Regions from separate parts of the Homo sapiens genome. Here region 2 is linked to region 1. Evidence: read pairs that join two places in POLR2A ChIA-PET (ENCODE). Cell type or tissue: Panc1. All regions are shown on one strand. Links, peaks and the distances in the headings refer to the core of each region. The heading gives the core; the rest is flanking DNA. Region 1 has its middle 8.4 kb from the start of TBCE. Region 2 overlaps TBCE (tubulin folding cofactor E).

Region 1 (2,817 bases), core at 113-2,612:
TCCCTCGGCTTGGTAGAATTCATTTGCTTTCAGCTGTAGGATTCACAGTAGATTGCTTCCTCGAAGCCAGGAAGAAAGACAGAGACCCACACAGAGAGACAGGCAGGCTCTAGTGTCAGGCAGCTAACAAGACAGTCTTATAAAAATGTAATCATAGGAATGACATCCCATTATTTTTATCATTGTCTATTGGTTAAAAGCAAGTCACAGACCCTGCCCACACTCAAGGAAAGGGGATTAGGGAATTATACGGGGCTGAATACCCGGAGGCAGGGGTCACAGGGCCACCTTAAAGTCTGTCTCAAGTGGGTATTGTTTTGTTTTGTTTCATTTTGGCATTGGTAAGGAAGAGGGTATCAAAAGGTAGGGGCAGCTGCCTGTACATTGGATGAAAATATGCTGAAATTGATGGGGGCGAGTCCAGTCTAACCCCACCCCAACTCTGACTTCAGTCATGCCAAAGAAAGAGATATGGAGATTGGAGCTATTTCCTCACCATTTTATAACTTAACTGCCTGCAGAGTACTCTGTAGATCTAATGTACAGTACAAAAAGATGAAACAATAGAATGCGGAAGGCTGGGTGAGATGGCTCACGCCTGCAATCCCAGCCCTTTGGGAGGACCAGGCTAGCGATCACTTTGAGCTCAGGAGTTCGAGACCAGACTGGGCAACATGGTGAAATCCCGTCTCTACCAAAAAAAAAAAAATTAGGCATGGTGGAACATGCCCGTAGTCCCAGCTACTAGGGAGGCTGAAGCTGGAGAATGGCTTGAACCTGGGAGGCAGAGGTTGCAGTGAACTAAGATCATGCCACTTCACTACAGCCTGGGCAATGGAGTGAGACCCTGTCTCAAAAAAAAAAAAAAAAGGCCGGGTGTGGTGGCTCACGCCTGTAATCCCACCACTTTGGGAGGCTGAGGCAGGTAGATCACCTGTCAGGAGTTCAAAACCAGCCTGGCCAACACGGCGAAATCCCATCTCTACTAAAAATACAAAAATTAGCTGGGTGTGCTGGTGCGTGCCTGTAATCCCAGCTACACGGGAAGCTGAGGAGTAGAATTGCTTGAACCCGGGAGGTGGAGGTTGCAGTGAGCCGAGATCATGCCACTTCACTCCAGCCTGGGTGACAAAGTGAGACTCCATCTGAAAAAAAAAAAAAAATCAGAAGAGGTTTCGGTTGTATTGGATTGGACTCTTGTATTTATGATCAAGGAAGTTACAGCAAATGGGTAAGAGTTCAGAAAATTTTGGGGGGAGCTGAGATAAGGTGGAGGAAGCCACAGCTTCCAGACGTTAGATGCAAAAATGAAGGGTGATAGGGTTTGGATATTTTTTCCCCCAAAATCTCATGTTGAAATGTAATCTCCAGTGTTGAAGGTAGAGCCTAGTGTGGGAGGTGATTCTATCATAGGGGTGATTCTATCATATTAAACTCATTAATAGTTTGACACCATCCTCTTGGTGATAAGTTAGTTCTCCCTCAGTTAGTTCATGGGAGATCCAGTTATTTAAAAGTATGTGGCACCTCCCCACTAGCTTTCTCTTGCTCTGGCTTTTGCCATGTGACACACCTGCTCCCCCTTCGCCTTCCACCACGATTGTAAGCTTGCTGAGGCCCTCACCAGAAGGATATGCCAGCACCACACTTCTTGTACTGTCCAGAACCGTGAACAAATTAAATCTCTTTTCTTTAGAAATTACCCAGCCTCAAGTATTTATTTGTTTATTTGTGTTTTTTATTTTTTTGAGATGAAGTCTTGCTCAATCACCTAGGCTGGAGTGCAGTGGCATGATCTCGGCTCACTGCAACCTCCGCCTCCCTGGTTCAAGCCATTCTCCTGCCTCAGCCTCTCAAGTAGCTGGGACTACAGATGTGCGCCACCATGCCCGGCTAATTTTTGTGTTTTTAGTAGAGACGGGGTTTCGCCATGTTAGCCAGGCTGGTGTCGAACTCCTGACGTCAGGTGATCAGCCTGCCTCGGCCTCTCAAAGTGCTGGGATGACAGGCGTGAGCCACCATGCCTGGCCAAGTATTTCTTTATAGCAACACAAGAACAGCCTAACACGGAGGGGATGGGTCCTGGACCATTATTTAGAGTCATCCCATTCACCCCTTTCAGTTTCACAACCCATCCAAAGTAACCTCTCAGTGTTTTGCATTTTTTTTTTTTTTTTTTTGAGACAGAGTCTCGCTGTGACGCCCAGGCTGGAGTACAATGGTGCAGTCTTGGCTCACTGCAACCTCCACCTCCTGGGTTCAAGGGATTCTCCTGCCCCAGCCTCCCGAGTAGCTGGGACTACAGGTGAGAGCCACCATGCCCAGCTGATTTTTGTATTTTTAGTAGAGATGGGGTTTCACCATATTGGCCAGGCTGGTCTCGAACTCCTGACCTCAAGTGATCGGCCTGCCTGGGCCTCCCAAAGTGCTGGAATTACAGGTGTGAGCCACCACGCCTGGCTATTTGTTTTTTTTTTATACTTAGCATAATTATTTTGAGATTCATACATGTTGTTGCATAGATCCTCCATTCACTCCCTTTTATTGTGGAGGAGAATTCCATTTATGAATATATCACAATTTATTCATTCATCTTTTGATAGCCATTTGAATTGTTTCCTGTTTGGGGTTTATCAAAAGTAAAATTACTGGCCGGGTACGGTGGCTCATGCCTGTAATCCTAACACTTTGGGAGGCCGAAGCGGGAGGATCGCTTGAGCCCAGAAGTTCAAGACCAGCCTTGACCCCTCCTGGGGTCCCTCACCCTCACTCACAGCTCTACTCTGGTGAGGTGGCTGGTGGGGGAGTTGTATCTGG
Region 2 (2,817 bases), core at 148-2,647, 50 kb after region 1:
TATGACAAGAATGACCCAGTTTCTGTAATCAACTTTCCCAAGATTTATCCAAGATTTATGGCCGTGCGCCAGTCACCCGTGTCCTTCCTAGGTACTCCTGCTCTCTACTTCTTGTTGAAGGGGTAGTTGAGGGGTTCAAATATGGTAAGTAACCTTGAAGTCCTCTTTACCTTGTCCGTAGACAGCAGAGTGGTTTTCAGTTTTTTTTTTCTTTCAACCTAAACCCCAGAGTATGCTCTGAACAGAGCTGTGTGTGTCAGTATTCTGCCCACTCACCTTTTATTTCAGTGCTTCTGTTTCCAAGCAATGGTAGAAGTTCTCTTTTCTGGTGAGAAATAAATCTTAAAATCTGACTTTTCTTCAACACTAGGGAGCAGAATCTAACTTTAATACTTAGCATCAGAGAGGTCGTGCTGTTCCAGCCTGTGTCTGTGGTAATGGACATCTTAGGAAATGGATGGTTGACAATTTAAGAAACAAAGCCCTAGCAATAAAGGATAAGTGTTTGAAAGAAAGGATAAATGTTTGAAGTGATAGATACCCCATTCACCCTGATGTGATTGTTACACGTGTGCCTGTATCAAAATATTGTATGTACCCACAAAAATTAAAAATTAAACTAAAAAAAGAAAGCCCTTGATTTATTCATCTTTTGTGTGTCATAAGCCAGTTGTAAAGTGTTTTGAGGATCTTGGCTGAGCATTAATGGATTGGTATAAAATATTCTCTTGGTGTGGTGTAAAGTGTTGGAAGATTTTTTTTTTTTTTTAATCAGGAAATGTAATGATAGTATGTGGGCAAGGCGCATCTCTGTTCAAAAAGGTGGTAGCTCTGCTTCATTTTTGGAAGGTTTTCTTGAATCAGAGCAAAATCATAATTGTGTCAACGCAAAAGCAGTTGAGATGAATATTAAATTCAGCTGATTAGAGAAGCAAACAAAAAGAGCAGTCTACAGCAAGGTGCTTATCTACTGTACTGCTTTACTCACAGGAAAACAACCTCTCTGGGTCAGCTCTTTAGATGTTACAGCGCTGAACACTGCACGAAAGCTGAGTTCTCCTCTCCTGATGAACAGCTAGTTATGCAACCTTGCTGAACACTAAACATTCCTGAAACAAACAGGGTATCAAGATCAACAGTATTTATTAGAAACTCCCCAGAGACCTGGCCTTTTCCAGTAGCTTGTATCCAAAGCTCCAACAAGAAAGAAGCTTACTGTGGAAGTCTGGGAGTCTGTTGGGGACCCTTTACCTTTGTGTAGTGTTGCCAGATTCAGCAAACAAAAATACCAAATGCATAGTGAACTTTGGATTTCAGATAAACAGCCAATCTTTTTTTTTTTTTTTTTTAGTATAAGTATGAGACATGCATGGGGGCATACTTACTTAAAAATGATTTGCTGTTTATCTGAAATACAAGCTTAACTGAGCATCTTCGATTCTATGTGGCAGTCCTGATGGGGACATAGGACAGAATGAATCTTGATAACTGGGTTTTATGAGCACATGCTGTTTCCACAAGGGCCATGGGTCAGGATGATGATTTTACCAGCAGCATGTGTAATTGGTAGGCAGAAGGAGGAAGGAACCTGAACAGGCCAAATGCTTCCAAGAGAAACGTTTTTGGACACCCCTCCCTGTATTCTCCTCCTCACCAACATTTTTCTCTTTAGACATGGTTTGGAATTTCAGTGTTTGGATACAGTTTCTTAATATATTAATGTAGAATCTCAGTGGAGTCTATGTAAATTATTACAGTTTACCTCTTGGAGATTTGTTGTTATTGATGGGCACCCATTCAGCTAGGGTTTTTCACTATTTGTTGAGGCTGTTTTGTTTTCTGAGAAACCTGCTGGAAATGTTCCAGAAAATATTGATCTTTAGTGTTAGTCTTTGATCTGTAAAGGGCATAGCATCCGTTTTGCAACTACCTAACAACATTCCTAACTCTCCTTTCATCTGCCTGCAACTAAACTCAACAGTAATAAAGATCTGTTCATGACTTCTTGTTTTTTTACCATGGTTTTAAAACTTGTTTATTACCACTGTTTTAAAAAGTGTAGATTTAGGGCCTGGCGCCGTGGCTCATGCCTGTAATCCCAGCACTTTGGGAAGCCGAGGTGGGCGGATCACTTGAGGTCAGGAGTTCGAGACCATCCTATCTAACACAGTGAAACCCCGTCTCTACTAAAAATACAAAAAATTAGCCAGGCGTGGTGGCGGGTGCTTGTAGTTCCAGCTACTTGGGAGGCTGAGGCAGGAGAATGGCGTGAACCCGGGAGTTGGAGATTGCAGTGAACCGAGATCGTGCCACTGCACTCCAGCCTGCGTGACAGAGTGAGACTCTGTCTCAAACAAAAACAAAAACAAAAAAAACAGAAACAAAAATTAGCCGGGCGTGGTGTTGCACGCCTGTAATCCCAGCTACTCAGGAGGCTGAGGCAGGAGAATTGCTTCAACCCGGGAGGCTGAGGCAGGAGAATTGCTTCAACCAGGGAGGCTGAGGTTGCAGTGAGCCAAGATCACCCCACTGCACTCCAGCCTGGGCAACAGAGGGAGACTCTATCTCCAAAAAAAATTATAATAAAGGAATAACGAATGGCTACTCCATAGGCAGAACAGTCCCGAGGACTGCTGGGTGCCCATTTTTATGGTTATTTCTTGAGTATATGCTAAACAAGGGGTGGATTATTCATGCCTCCCCTTTTAAGACCATGTAGGGTAATTTCCTGACGTTGCCATGGCATTTGTAAACTGTCATGGTGCTGGTGGGAGTGTAGCAGTGAGGATGACCAGAGGTCACTCTCATCTCCATCTT

Evidence for each region. Peaks named below come from ENCODE experiments on the same cell type or tissue, not always from the same donor. Only the 100,000 strongest peaks of a DNase experiment are listed, where the experiment ranks them.
Region 2: POLR2A ChIA-PET joins it to region 1 with 7 read pairs; 16 of 35 experiments call an interaction of 5 or more read pairs at or near these places.

Annotation. Positions count from the first base shown.
Region 1 is chr1:235,357,640-235,360,456 of GRCh38, forward strand. It overlaps the pseudogene LOC100418822. Among named protein-coding and RNA genes, the nearest start is that of TBCE, 8.4 kb to the right of the region's middle. In Panc1, for the core only: no CTCF peak of the experiment used is centred there; no DNase peak of the experiment used is centred there; H3K27ac peaks cover 321 bases.
Region 2 is chr1:235,407,679-235,410,495 of GRCh38, forward strand. All of the region lies in intron 3 of TBCE (tubulin folding cofactor E), which reads left to right. Among named protein-coding and RNA genes, the nearest start is that of TBCE, 42 kb to the left of the region's middle. In Panc1, for the core only: no CTCF peak of the experiment used is centred there; no DNase peak of the experiment used is centred there; H3K4me3 peaks cover 229 bases; H3K27ac peaks cover 2,500 bases.